Linked DNA regions of Homo sapiens: all the other regions are linked to region 3. A link is a contact called in ENCODE Hi-C or POLR2A ChIA-PET data. All regions are on one chromosome and are shown on one strand. Each heading gives the region's core, a stretch centred on a gene start or an enhancer-like site at or near the end of the contact. The rest is flanking DNA. Distances are from core to core; before and after follow the strand shown.

Region 1 (4,798 bases), core at 1,269-3,768, 690 kb after region 3:
CCCTGACCACCCTACTCATCGGAACAGCAACCATCTGTCCAGATTGTTAAGGGGAGCATCCACAGGCACACACTTAATTTGTCCTGAGATCACCCGGTACATGTGCACCTACAGACCCAGGTTTGTGGAGGGAAGGCCCAGGCCTGGGAGCAAAACACAGCTGGGTCTAAGCCCTGATGCCACCACCGTGTGGCTCTGGGTAGGTTATGGAACTTTGCTGTGCCTCAGAGGCAAGCTGCTCCAGGCCACAAAGGCCCAGGTCCACATCCTCCTTTCTTTGTGAAGCTCCAGCACCTTCGCATGTTCTGAGGGGAGACTGACATTAACGCATCTGCTAGCAGCCTCCTGCCGTGCTCCAGGTGGGAGTGTGGTGAAGCCCACATGTGGACATGTAGGCAGCAGGGAGAAGGCCAGCCTTGGGCTGACTCATGAGGAAGCAGTTTCAGAAATGAAACAACCTGAGGTGGGGCAGGGCCCGTGGTCAGACCTCCCCAGTGCGGGTGAGGAAGGTACAGCAGATGTCACCTGGAGTTGGCTTAAGGTCAGTCCCTTTGCAGACACAACCACATCTACTCCTCAAAGCCTCACATGGGCACTTTGGGAGGCTGAGGTGTGTGGATCACCTGAGGTCAGGAGTTCAAGATCAGCCTGGCCCAAATGGCAAAACCCCATCTCTACTAAAAATACAAAAAAAAAATTAGCTGGGTGTGGTGGCGGGTGCCTGTAATCCCAGCTACTTGGGAGGCTGAGGCATGAGAATCGCTTGAACCCAGGAGGTGGAGGTTACAGTAAGCCGAGATTGTGCCACTGTACTTCAGCCTGGGCGACAAAAGTGAAACTCCGTCTCCCAAAAAAAAAAAAAAAAAAAAAAAAAAAAAAAAAAAAAGGCTCATACGGGCAGCATGATTATCCCCGTTCTACAGATGAGCAAATGGGAGCTTCAGGTCTCAGGTACCTACTGCAGGCACAGATCAGTCAGTCCCTGAAACACGCTTGTGTGGCAGTGAAGGAACTTTAGAGCTGCGTTGCCTTGCACATTTGTAGGACTTCAACTTGGCTCTCTCCGCCCACCAGGCACACAGCTAGCCTGGCTGAAGCTGGGCAGACACGAAGTGAGAGGTGCACAGAGCCACCCAGGGAAAGCACTTCCTGTGCACCACGGACCCCCCTCGGCCTTCTGCAGGGAAGGTAACTGAGGCAGGGATGGACCCCCCACCTCTAAGGCCATAGGGCATGGAAGGCAGGTCCAGATGGAAACCAGGCCCCCCTCTAGTCTTACCCCAAGGACTCCCCTGCTGCATCGTGGCCTCAGAGAAGTGCTGACTGGGAGGTAAATGTGGAAGGTGAGCCCCTGGGGAAGAGCACCTGGCTCATGTGATGAGGAAGAACCACCAGGTGCTGGCATTCTGCCCTGGGCTGGGCCGGGGGAGTCAGGGAGGCCTGGGGGCCACCTCTGGGCCTTTCACCCTCCACTGCCTGGTGAGCTTAGGCAAGTCACCTCGCTGCTCCTCACTTCTGAGCCAAGGAGATAATGGATGCCTCCCTCTACAGCTACTGGGAATGACAGCTGGGAAATGCCAACCCTCCCGGCATACGACAGGCACGAAATAAATACAGGTTCTCCTCCCACCACAGCCAGCTGCTGCCAAAATGCCCAGCAAGGGGGCTCCAGTGTTCTCTCTAGAGCCCTCACATTCAAACGAGAGATTACGTCTTTGCCTCGACCAGTCCAGTATCCACCAGCACTGCCTGTCCTGGGCGAGGCGGTAGGGACAGAGACATAACAACTTTGGGCCTCCCTCCCACTCCATGCAGACGCCCTTCCGCCACAGCCTGGGTGGGAACTGCTTAGCTGTCTGAAGTTCCCCTTCATGAGACCTCATCAGGAGATGGCATGGACCACAGACCCACATTTTGATTTGCGCTTTGGCATATGCTGGCGGTGTTCTTTGGGTAAGTCACTTCTCTCAACAGCAACACAGGGTATCACCCAGCCTGCAGTTGGTGGAGAGACATCTTGGCACACAGCACCCACCTCAGCCCACCACAGCCACTGAATTTTCCAGAGCTAAAATGCACCTCATCCTAAGCCCCGCCCCCCACAATTCATCCTGGCCTACTTCCTTTCCCACAAAACAACCTCATGGCTCAGACCTTCTCTTTGAGCCAAACCCCTCTTCCTGTGGTTGTGCCCACAGGGCTCCTGAGTGTCAGGTCACCATCCTGCAGGCCCAGGCACCTGTTGCCAACCTTCTCAGAGAGCGAATCCTTGGCCCAGATGGGCCCGGCCTGCTGTGGGCTTCAGTAGACACTCAGAGCCTGTGCTCAAGATGCCATACTGCCAGAAACAGCCTGGCCCCGGTGAATTTGGATAGTGCTTGGGTTTGATTGCAAGCTCAGTTTGAACATGTGGTCAACTCGATTTGTCACAGGAAGTACCCACAGGCCAAGAAGTGGCGGTGATTACCCTGCTGCAGCTTCCTCTATTGTTTCTCAGAATGACTCAGAGAAATTCCCCGTCCTGTCCTGTCCTGACCCGCCTACCCCACTCATCTAATCTGCCTAAGCAGACCTACAGGGACGGATGTCCTCACAACCGCAGCTCCCTTGGCACTCGAAGGTCTCCGGCCCACAACTTGGGAATACCAAGCTGGCTTCCTGTGTTCACAAAGCTGCTCATCCACCAGGCCTTTCCAAGGCTGCTGGAGTGGACCCAGACTCCATCTCCTGGGAAGGGCAGGGCACTCTGTGGACTCCTCAACCAATCACCAGGTCAGGGCTTCTAGAAGGACTAGACACTACCAACGTGCACACTGAGAACCCGCCAAGTGCCAGAAGGTTCTGAGACAAGTGTGGCTTGCTCCCTGGCCTCGTGGAGCTCTGAGATGGTGGCATCATAATTACAATGGGGTACTCAGCCAGTCCTCCCAGGTGCTGTGGGGCACCTGAAAGGACAGCCTGGCAGAAACCATGGGTCAGACTGACTTCCTGGGAGCCAATACCTGAACTGAGGCTGAGTTTTTTTTATTTACACTAAACAATGTTTTTGAAAAATACTTACATATGGTTTTAAAAAACAAAAATGGAAAGCATGGAGGGTGTGTGGTGAATACTGAGCCTCTTGGCCAGCCTGGACTCAGCCCTATCCCTACTCCTCTGTGCACCCCGTCCTTGTCAGGGCGAGGTGCTGTGCATGCATGGGCACATGTGTGAGTGAGCACACACATGTGCCCCACTTGTTCCTGACACTCACTTGACTGCAGCAGACACGATCTGCCACACCTCATCTTTCCATTGATCCTCAGAGACCTCACCCACTCCAGCTGACCAGCACTTAGTAGTAGGAATGAATACCCTGTAGTGTCATCCCTTGAGTATCACTCAAGCAGCTCCCCATCCTTGTACAGAGGTTGTTTCTAGTCTTCTACTATTATAAACAAAGCTAAGAGGAACATCTTGGCATCTAGAACTTTGTGTGTATCTGTAGGGAACACTGTATAAGTCAAATTCTTGGGTCAAAGGGTGTATCCATTTTAATGAATTTTAAAGGATGAGCAGAAATGAGCCAAATGAGAGGGAGGTCTCCTGAACACAGGCAGCAGTGCGAGGAGCCTGGGGCTGCCACAGGGCTGTGCATGGGGCAGGAGATGCCACTGTTGCTGCAGAGGCACAGGGCAACGGCCAGGAGGGGACGTGGAGGATGCCAGCTGCAGGCTCAAAAGCTTGGACTGCACCTCATGGGCAATAAGGGTGAAGAAGGCTTTCCTTTTTCAGTGAAGGAGGGGCAGGGAAGATTTGTTTTTTTTGTTTTTTTTTTTTTCCTGAGGCAGGGCCTTGCTCCTGGCTGGAATGCAGTGGTGTGATCATAGCCCGCTGTAACCTCGACCTCTGGGCTCAAGCTATCTCTCCACCTCAGAGCCACCCCAGTAGCTGGGACTACAGGAGTGTGCCATCCTGCCCAGCTAATTTTTGTATTTTTTACAGAGAGGGGGTTTCGCCATGTTGGCCAGGCTGGTTTCAAACTCCTGGGCTCAAGTGATCTGCCTGCCTTGGCCTCCCAAAGTGTTGGGATTATAGGCGTGACTTACTGTGCCCAGCTGATTTGTGTTTTTAAAAGAACATTCTGGCAGCTGTGTGGATGATGGCATCCAGCTCTCCCCGGCTAGGCCGTCAGTTCTCGAGAGCTCCTGGAACCCTGCAGCACAGAGCCTGGGAAGGCAGCATGACTGTGCCTGTAAAGGAGCCCTGCTGCCCACTGAGAGACACTGGGAAACTTCTCTGAAGTGCGCTCTACCGAATTCTCACACATTAATTAGCACCCAATGACCAGGGACTATTATTTCTGGGTGATTTTCTTTCCCATCGGACTCTTTAGTTTCCCAAATTTGCAGTCTTTTCCTCTGCCCTGTAGACAGCTGCCCCTCCTCCTCCTCCAGCTGCCCCACATGCACATCTGAAAGCAGGAGGCCTGACCTCCATTAATTAAATCTGCCATTAAAAATTAAATAACGTGAGTAAGAAGGTGTGAGTGTTATCTCCATGGGTTTCCAAAGTCACAGTGTTTCTTCAATTACTTCCCGAGCAGTTTTCATATTTCATACTGTCTGATTTCTCCAAGGGCCTGGATCTGTGAGATCAAAAGCAAGGGTGAGGGTGAGGGAAGCATGGTGAGGAGGCCGGGGAAGGGAAGATGACAAAATGTGTCTGAGCAGAAGAGATCACCCGGCAGCCCCTGCCCCAAAGCCAGAATACAGGTGCGGGGTGGGAGGAGGACATGGGGCCCAGAGGTCTGAGGGGA
Region 2 (4,649 bases), core at 1,651-4,150, 560 kb before region 3:
AGTCAGGCAGACCTGGACTGTTTCACTAACTACCTGCCTCCCTAAGTCCCAATTTTCTCAACTATTAAATGGTAACCACCACGCTCCTTGCAGGGTTTGCCTGGTAAGCAGCAAATACACAAGAAAAGTCAAGCCAATAAATAGTTGTGTGGTTACCACTATCTTCCAGTTGGAGCAAGGTCCAGAATTAGGTTCAAACGTCATACAGCTAAGGAAGAAAGCAAGCTAGGCTTCAAGCCCAGTTTTGTCTGACTCCAAAAGTATGTCCTTCACCACTCATCTACCCTATTTACTAGACAACACTAAAAACTCGCCATCTCATTTTTTAACCTCTGCCTTCCACCTCCAGTCTGGACTGGCTCAGAGTCCATGTTCTAAAATGTACTTTGATGTGACCAAACAGAATTCAGTTATAAGGGGGCAGGGAGGAATGGGTAGAGAATTGTGTGCCCCTTGAAATTCACCTGACTGAAACATGGATTGAGGAGAAGACTTTAGATAGTGTGACCCTGAGCAAGTCCCTTCACTTCTTCAAACTTCTATTTCCTCTACTGTAAAATGGGGAAATGATCTCAGACTGCCTGTAACATGAAACAGTTGGGAGGTAACAAAGATGAAGTACTGTACTTAACAAGCTCACCATTATAGCTGGGACCCAGAATGCCCAGTGACCAATGAGGCCATCTGCCACCAAGCCAATTATCATCTGCCCAATATATATTCCCATGTGTGGCATACAGAATATTGCTGGAAGGAAACACAAGAAAATGGGAACAGAAAGGTAATCAGGTACTGGGGTCAGCAGTGAGAAGTATACTTCTTTAGCTATATACCCTTTTATACCATGTGTTTATATTATTGTATCATTTTTTCTAAAAACAAAACATGTTTTAAAACTCTATCCATATATTTAAGTGGAGTTAAATGGGTCTGGAAAAGTAATCCACAAAGGTATAATAATGGTCTTTTCAGCCAGGCACAGTGGCTCACACCTGTAATCCCAGCACTTTGGGAGGCCGAGGCATGGGGATCACGAGGTCGAGATCAAGACCATCCTGGCCAATATGGTGAAACCCCATGTCTACTAAAAATATAAAAATTAGCCAGGTGTGGTGATGTGCACCTGTAGTCCCAGCTACTTGGGAGGCTGAGGCAGGAGAATCGCTTGAACCGGGGAGAAAGAGGTTGCAGTGAGCCAAGATTGCACCACTGCACTCCAGCCTGGTAACAGAGCGAGACTCCATCTCAGAAAAAAACAAAAAAACAAAAAAACAAAAAACGGGTCTTTTCATTTGCAGAGATAGGAGGGGTACAGAATTTAGGACAGAGGAGTGGGTAAGGGAATGTTTGTCTTATTTGTGATGTTCTATTTCTTCACAAGTAGCATGTATTCATGTATTACATGTATAATTAAAAATTAATGGTACCTCTTTGTGGGGCATTTTGGCAGTACCCACCACGACCGAAAACACACATGCCCCTTGCCCCAGCCAGTTATTATCTATTATCCTACATATATGCGAACATACCAAAGAGTTCTGTTCTAGAATATTCACTGCAAAATGGTTTGTAAATACTGGAAACAGCATAAACGTCCATCATTAAAAGATTTGTTCAGAAAATGTTGGTACAGGCCGGACGTGGTGGCTCACGCCTGTAATCCCAGGACTTTGGGAGGCCAGGGCGGGCGGGTCATGAAGTCAGGAGTTTGAGACCAGCCTGACCAACATGGTGAAACCCGTCTCTACTGAAAATACAAAAAAATTAGCCGGGCGTGGTGGCGCGCGCCTGTAATCCCAGCTACTCAGGAGACTGAGGCAGGACAATCGCTTGAACCCAGGAGGCGGAAGTTGCAGTGAGCCGAGATCGTGCCACTGCACTCCAGGCTGGGCGACAGAACAAGACTCTGTCTCAAAAAGAAAAAAAAAAAAAGAAAAAGAAAATGTTGGTACAAGGGTGCAGTTGAATTCTATGTGAGCTTTAAAAAGAATGATGTAGCTTTGTGTACAGATATGGGGCACTCTCCAGACACAATGTTGAGTGAAATCGTGTCTAAAAGGATGAGGGAAAGAGGGATTTATACATACACACAGATATGCTTGTATTGACGTGGAGCCTTTCTGAAATGATATACAAAAACTGGTAGCAGCGGTTGGCTCTAGGAACGGGAATCAGACCAAATGACAGGTGAATGAAGACAGCCTTTGTATGTATACCCTTTTTGTAGCTTGTGAGTTTTCTTATTTTGAGTTTTCTTTACTTGACCATGTATTATAAACACATTTGGTAGGGATTTTTTGATTTTTTTTTTTTTTTTTTTTTAAGGAAGGCGCCTTGCAGCTCGGTTCTGCTGGATGGGAAAAGCTGAATCTCAAAGCCTCCGCTCACTTGCTGCGGAGCCCTAGGCAAGTCACGTCCGCCTCTTGGGGCGTCAGGAGCCCCACCAATGAGGTGGGGCGATTTCCCGTCCCGGCAAAGGCTCGAGCGAATTCGGACACGGGGCCCGGTCGCTCCGCCCGCGTCCCTGAGCCCGGCTCCCGCCCCGGCCCGCGCTCACCGCCGATGATGGTCCGGATGAGGGAGGCGTGCCCGGGGCAGTCGACCAGCGTGACCTGAAGCAGTGGCTCGCCGGGCTCGGGCTCGGCCTCGGGCGCTGCCTGGAACTCGGGCAAAGACGACCGCAGGCGCGCGGGCAGCGGCACCGAGAAGCACGAGAAGCCCAGATCGAGCGTGATGCCGCGCTCGCGGCTCTGCGGCTGCTTGTCAAAGGCGGCGGTGGAGGCTGTGGTGCTTAGCGCCCGCGCCAGCGCCGTCTTGCCGCTGTCGATGTGGCCCAGCACGCCCACGTTCACGTTCACCCGCCGCCCTGCCATGCCGCCGCCGCCGCCTCGGACACCCGCCCGGCCCGCCCCTCACCTCCCTCGGTAGTCGCCGCGGTCCGGCCCGTTAAGTTGCCCCCCCGTAACCGGCGCGCTGTGCACACCCGTTCCGGCCCGGAAGCTTCCGCCCTCCTGAGGCTCACGGGCACAGCCGAGCGCCGTGCTCCGAGTGGGTGGTCTAGGAACTGGAGGTCACCGTAGGCAGGGTTTCTCTCTCACGTGGCTCCTCCTGCCTGAAGCCTCTAGGAGCCCGAGATGGAGGGATCCTTCTGAGAAGTGAAGCCATTTGGACTTTCTGGGTGAGTGGAGACTTGGAGAACTTTTCTATAGCTATCAAGAGGATTGTAAAATGCACCAATCAGCGCTCTGTAAAACGCACCAATCAGTGCTCTGTAACATGCACCAATCAGCAGGATCCTAAAAGAAGCCAATCACAGGGAGGATTGAAAAAAGGGCGCTCTGATAGGACAAAAACGGAACATGGGGGGGCGAAGGGGGGCGGGGGGGGCGGGGTGGGCGGGGGGAAGACGGGGGCGGGGGGGGCGGGAAGACGGGGGCGGGGGGGAGGGCGGGGGGACGGCGGGGGGCGGGGGAGGGCGGGGGGACGTGGGGGAGGGGGCAAATAAGGGAATAAAAGCTGGCCACCCCCGCCAGCAGCAGCAACCCTCTCAGGTGCCCTTTCGCATTGCAGAAGCTTTTTGCTCTTCACAATAAATCTTGCTGCTGCTCACTCTTTGGGACTGTGCCATCTTTAAGAGCTTTAACACTCACTGCGAAGGTCCGCGGCTCCATTCTTGAAGTCAGCGAGACTAGGAACCCACTGGAAGAAACCAACTCCGGACACACTTCCAATCATTCATACATTTCAGCAAGATCTTACCAAGTGCCTGGTGGGTTCCGCTGGGCTACAGTGCCCGCTAATATTACATTCAGGGGGTGAGGGCTAAGTCAAACAATACAGCCTGAACCAGACCATTTCAGAGAGCGAGAAGTCTCCTAGGGAAAATAAAAGCTGAGATAAAAAGGAGCAGGAGAGGGAGGATGGACAGCTACCTAACTGTGGGTCAGGGAAGACATCTAGGAGTTGCTGTTTGAGTTGAAACTCCAGTGTTGAGAAGGAGCCAACCATGGGAAAAGATGGTTTGAAGATGGAAGAGGACAACATTATCTCTGACTCAGAAATTCTCACCCTGAGAGTCTGTAGCCTGGGCTTAGGAGAGGCCACAAACCTCTAAATTGAACGCACAATGTGTTGTGATGTGCTCTTGCTAGACAGAGGGTCGACAACTCTCACTAGATTCTGAAGTGTCTAGAACCACAAAAAAGGTTGTCAGCCATAGTCACCAACCAGAGGTAACAAACCTAAGTGTCTGCTCTGGCCAGGTGGTGGGTAAATCAAAGAAGAGAAGTTAAAAGAGTCTAAGATGACAGGGAGTGGTGGGGACCTGGGAGACCTGGAGAGCCCTTTTCCTGTGCAAAGAGGGAAGCCACTGCTCAGTCTCAGCCAGTGATACCAGGCAGGAATGCTAGCCCAACATTGCCTCCTCCTTCCATTTTTCTGGAGAAGAGAGTGTTTTTGTAACACTGTGGCGGTGGAGCACAAAGTTCACAGGATCTTACCTTTGCCCTCTGTGATGAGCCAGACCATGTGCGGATGTATTCATGCTTGCAGTAACTGCCTCCTTCGTTCCACCACTCTCCACTAGGAACAGAGTCCATGTCATAGACTGAATTGTGTCCCTCTCAAATTCATATGTGGACACCCTGACC
Region 3 (4,465 bases), core at 1-2,500:
AGGCAAGAATGCCATCGATTCATCTGCTCCCAGCTCCCAAAGCCAGGCCACCAGGCACACAATGGGCTCTCTGCAAAACTATCTGCTGAGTCCAGGGCCTTGAATGAAATTACCTTTCCATGCCATCTCCAATGAGCTCCTCTCCATCCTCTTCTTCCTCCAGGGGCCCCTCTGTGCCTAGGAGCCCCTCGGACTCATCCTCAAATGGTGGAAGGTCACGGCCAGGGCTGGAGGTGAGGGCATCAGTACGCCGGGAGCTTCGGCCAGGGCTGGAGGTGAGAGGATCATTGCCTCGCCGACGCTGGGCCGGGCTGGATGCCATGGTGAAGGATTCCGATGATTCCTGCAAGAGAAGGTGCGGTTGTCAGAAACCTAGGAAGCTGGTGAGGCATGATACAGCTTCCTTTTTACCATCAGGGGCCTTCCCTTCTTTCTCTCCACCTGTGACTCTTGTCCTCCAACACACCAAACCCCTTCCAGCCTCCAGATCTTTGCCCTTGCTGTTCTCTCACCTGGAATGCTCTCAGCTGAGCAATCTGAGTCAGTGGCTTCCAAACAAATAGAAGCCAGCTCAAATATCGGGGTCACCCACATCACCGTGCTTTCTCCATGAAAAACCACTGAGGTTATGTCATTTGCCTATTTACCTGTTTACTGTCTATTATCTCCCCTTAAGCATTAGACCTATTTCAGCACACACAGTGCGCAAGGTATTGTGATAGAGATGGCATAGAAGAGCCACCAAAACAAGAGGTCTGGAACTCAGATGTGGAACAGACAGTATACAAGACAAAGGGACAAGAAGGTAATACAAAAGTAAGTGTAGTGTTTGGAACAAGGATCATTGGGAAATTAAAAAAAAAAAAAGTTTAAAGGAGTGTAGTGAAATGGGGGCCTGTCTTTTGTACGCTCAGCGCCACACAGATGGCGCCCAATAAGTATGTGTGGGGTGAATAAAGGACAGAGGCTGAACGGGCCGAGCTCGCCTTAGGGAGCCCAGGGCCCCAGGTCAGTGGTAGGTAGGCGAGTCGCCTCACGCAGGGTGCAGGCGAGAAAGTAGCTGCGCCCCAGAGCCTGGGGCCCAGCCTCACCCAGAGCGCCGCCCTGGGCCGGGGCCAGAGTACGGGAAGCGCGCAGCCTCCGCACCCATGTCCCCGGCGCCCGCCCGCCACGCGCCAGCGCGCTCACCGCCATAGCAGTACCACGATCCTCTCCGCCACTACAGCAACAACCAGGTTTCGCGCGAAAAGTGGTTCACGTGACCCACCAAAGCCCGGGAAGAGCCCTACGGAACGCGACGTCATGACGTCGGCGTCCACTGGCGACCAGAAGGGACACGGAGGGGCGGGCCAGAGGGTCCGGTCCCGCCTACAACGCCCGAGGCGCTCCGCCCAGAGCCCGGAGGTGTGCGGCCCGGCGCTGTGCGCGTGCGCTCGCCTGCGCTGTGGTGGGAGCTGGAGCGGAGGTAGAAGCTGAGGCTCCAGGGGACCCGACGACACTTGCTGGCTGCGTGACCTCGGTCACACCAGGGCCATTTTGCTGACAAGACAACAGAGGCCGGGCGCGGTGGCTCACGCCTGTAATCCCAGCACTTTGGGAAGCCGAGGTGGGCGGATCACAAGCTCAGGAGTTCGAGACCAGCCTGACTAACATGGTGAAACCCAGTCTTTACTAAAAATACAAAAATTAGTTGGGCATGGTGGCACGGGCCTGTAATCCCAGCTACTCGGGAGGCTGAGGCAGAAGAATCGCTTGAACCTGGGAGGTGGAGGTTGCGGTGAGCCGAGATCCCGCCACTGCACTCCAGCCTGGGTGACAGAGTGAGACTCCGTCTCAAAAAAAAAAAAAGACAGCAGAGGTTCAGAGCCTGGTTTTCTGACGCTTCTTACCGTCTTAGGAGCACAATGGTTTAACTTCTCCCAAAGCTCAAAGGCTCAATACTTCAAGCAGCTGGACAACTCTGGGATTTTGTAGGAGGTCACATCTGAGGCTTTAGTAGGAGTTATCTTTGCCCAGGGGAGCGAAGACGCAGGGAGGATGTTACAGATAGAAGGATGCCATGTGCAAAGCTGCAGAGGTCATGGCAGGGCCCGGATGTGCAAGCCCCTCCCTAAGAACTAACCCTAGGAGCTTATGATGCCGGGCAACAGACAAGACTTGAGGGAGAGAAAATCCGGATCAAAAAAGAGCTAGATGTTTTTCTAGAGAGTTTGACTATTCTGTATTCTGAAAGCAATGGAAGGCCATGGAAGCATTTTGAGCAGGGTGAGACGTGAACTAGTGTGGGTTTTAGAATCCCTCTGGCTGCTACCAGGTGGAAGTGGATTGAACGAGGTTGAAGGCAGCAAACGAGGAGGTTGCTGTGGTTCTTGTCTAGTTCCAGGCAGCCTTAGTGAGCAGAGGCAGGGCTGAATCGCAACCCTCTTAGCCAGGCACTTTGTGCAGTGAACAAGCATCTCTGCCTGGGACCCAGGGTAGGGAGGCAGGAGTGATGGAGAGAACTGGAAATACAAGATGTTTAGGAGGTGGAATCTTTTTTTTTTTTTTGAGACAGAGTCACTCTGTCACCCAGGCTGGAGTGCAGTGGTGCAACCTCAGCTCACTGCAACCTCCACCTCCCAAGTTCAAGCGATTCTCGTGCCTTAGCCTCCCGAGTAGCTGGGATTAGAGATGCACGCCATTGTGCCCGGTTAATTTTTGTATTTTTAGTAGAGATGGGATTTCACCATTGTTAGCTAGGCTGGTCTCCAACTCCTGACAAGTGGATCCGCCTGCCTTGGCCTCCCATAGTGCTAGGATTACAGGCGTGAGCCACCACGCCCGGCCAGGAAGTGGGGTCTATAGGTGTTGGTGATTGAGGACAGCAAAAGAGGCATGCAGGATGACACCAGGATCCTGGCTTAGCTAGGTGGATGATAGCTGAGATAGGAGCGCACAGGAAGACCAGCAATTTAAGGGGGAAGAAGATGAGTTTGTTTCTGGCTGTGCTGAATTTGGGCCGAGGGGACATATCCAGGAAGCTGTTGGATATCCATGTATGGGACTCAAGGGCGTGTTTGGACTGAAGCTGTAGATTGCCTTGGGAGTGGTTGTATAATCCAGAGTGAGTGCAGGGAGATGAGAAGGTCTAAGCCTGGGACCTGGGAAACCCCAACAGTTAAGAGACACCAACAAAGGATGTGAAGGATGCACCTCGGATGCTAGGAGCTGCTGACAGGAAAGCTGAAGAGACTCTGCATGGGCTTGTGTTATCTATTGCTGCATAAAAAATTATCCTGGGATGGCCAGGCATGGTGGCTCACACCTGTAATCCCAGCACTTTGGGAGGCTGAGGCAGGTGGATCACCTGAGGTCAGGAGTTCAAGACCAGCCTGACCAACATGGAGAAACCCTGTCTCTATTAAAAATCCAAAATTAGCCAGGCGTAGTGGCGCATGCCTGTAATCCCAACTACTCAGGAGGCTGAGGCAGGAGAATCACTTGAACACTGGAGGTGGAGGTTGCGGTGAGCCGAAATTGTGCCATTGCACTCCAGCCTGGGCAAAAAGAGCGAAACTCTATCTCAAAAAAAAAAAAATTATCCTGGGATTTAGCACCTTGAAGCAATTAGCACCCACTGTCTCGGTGTCTGTGGATCAGGGATCTGGACACGATGCCACTGGGTGCCTCTTCTTCAAGGTCTTTCAAGGCTGCAGGCAAGGTATTGGCCAGGGCTGCTGTCTCCTCTGAAGGCTCATCTTCAGGAGGATCCCCTTCCAAGCTTCTTCACATGATAGGATTCAGGTCCTCATAGGCTGTTGGACTGAAGACTTAGTTTCCCACTGGCTCTTGGGTGGGGGCCTCTCTACAGAGCAGCTTACAACCTGGCAGCTGGTTTCTTTCAGAGCAAGCGAACAAGAGAGAGAGGCCATACAAGACAGATGCCATGTCTTGGAAGTGATATTCCTTTACTTTTGCCATATTCTCTTAGCGAGAAGTGAGTCCTGAGGTCCGGCCCACACTGAAGGAGAGGAGATCCTAGCAGGGCTGGGGATTATCAGGAGCCCTCCCAAAGGCCACTGAAGAGAGCAGTCAAGATGGTGGATGGGGTCAGCTGGCTGCCCAGAGGTCATCTGATAAGGACTAGGAGCTGTTAGTGGCCCTGGCGATAGCAGATCTGGGCTGGCCGGTGTGTCTGGAGTCAGACACTACATTGAAGTGTGTTGACAGGTAGGATGCAGGGAAGTGAGAAGGGTGAATGTGAGTTACTAGTTGGAGGCTGGAGTGCTTTTATGTCACCCAAAGATGTATGGGTCAGAGAGGCATTCCCAGGTGTGGAATGGACTGTGAGAGCTGGGACAGGCACTGGAGTGGGATATGGCTTTTTCTCAGATGAGAGGTTCTTGGACATGTTTAAACACTGGTTGGGGGCAGGGTAGGAGAGACAGAAAGGTGGGTGGGGTGAGTAGGCAGCCTCTATTATGGC

What was found. Hi-C counts contacts between places; a loop is a spot of excess contacts on that map. ChIA-PET counts read pairs that join two places held with the same protein, here RNA polymerase II (POLR2A). Pooled maps may share reads with other maps.
Region 1: a pooled map shows a loop between it and region 3 (8-fold over the local background). The contact joins the enhancer-like site here to the promoter of MCM2 in region 3. A Hi-C loop is called at or near these places in 3 of 37 single-sample maps with no recorded cell type and 8 of 50 pooled maps. POLR2A ChIA-PET finds 5 or more read pairs at or near these places in 1 of 52 experiments (Caco-2).
Region 2: a pooled map shows a loop between it and region 3 (6-fold over the local background). The contact joins the promoter of EEFSEC here to the promoter of MCM2 in region 3. A Hi-C loop is called at or near these places in 1 of 37 single-sample maps with no recorded cell type and 11 of 50 pooled maps. POLR2A ChIA-PET finds 5 or more read pairs at or near these places in 3 of 52 experiments (GM12878, activated T-cell and activated naive CD4-positive, alpha-beta T cell).

The regions. Positions count from the first base shown.
Region 1 is chr3:126,909,296-126,914,093 of GRCh38, reverse strand. All of the region lies in intron 5 of CHCHD6 (coiled-coil-helix-coiled-coil-helix domain containing 6), which reads right to left. Among named protein-coding and RNA genes, the nearest start is that of PLXNA1, 71 kb to the left of the region's middle. RefSeq lists enhancers at 2,140-2,219, 2,360-2,839, 1,772-2,971. Within about 2 kb of position 2,518, at least 17 of the 41 ENCODE cell types and tissues checked have a DNase peak (open chromatin) inside an H3K27ac peak, as active enhancers do.
Region 2 is chr3:128,151,732-128,156,380 of GRCh38, reverse strand. It overlaps EEFSEC (eukaryotic elongation factor, selenocysteine-tRNA specific), which reads right to left and starts at 2,900. Exons shown (of 7, transcript NM_021937.5): 1 at 2,558-2,900. The coding sequence starts at 2,873. It also overlaps a transcript of RUVBL1 not described here. RefSeq lists a silencer at 2,390-2,909 and an enhancer at 3,040-3,269.
Region 3 is chr3:127,595,196-127,599,660 of GRCh38, reverse strand. It overlaps MCM2 (minichromosome maintenance complex component 2), which reads right to left and starts at 1,250. Exons shown (of 16, transcript NM_004526.4): 1 at 1,189-1,250; 2 at 114-343. The coding sequence starts at 1,194. It also overlaps a transcript of TPRA1 not described here. RefSeq lists a silencer at 952-1,111 and enhancers at 1,142-1,261, 615-1,572.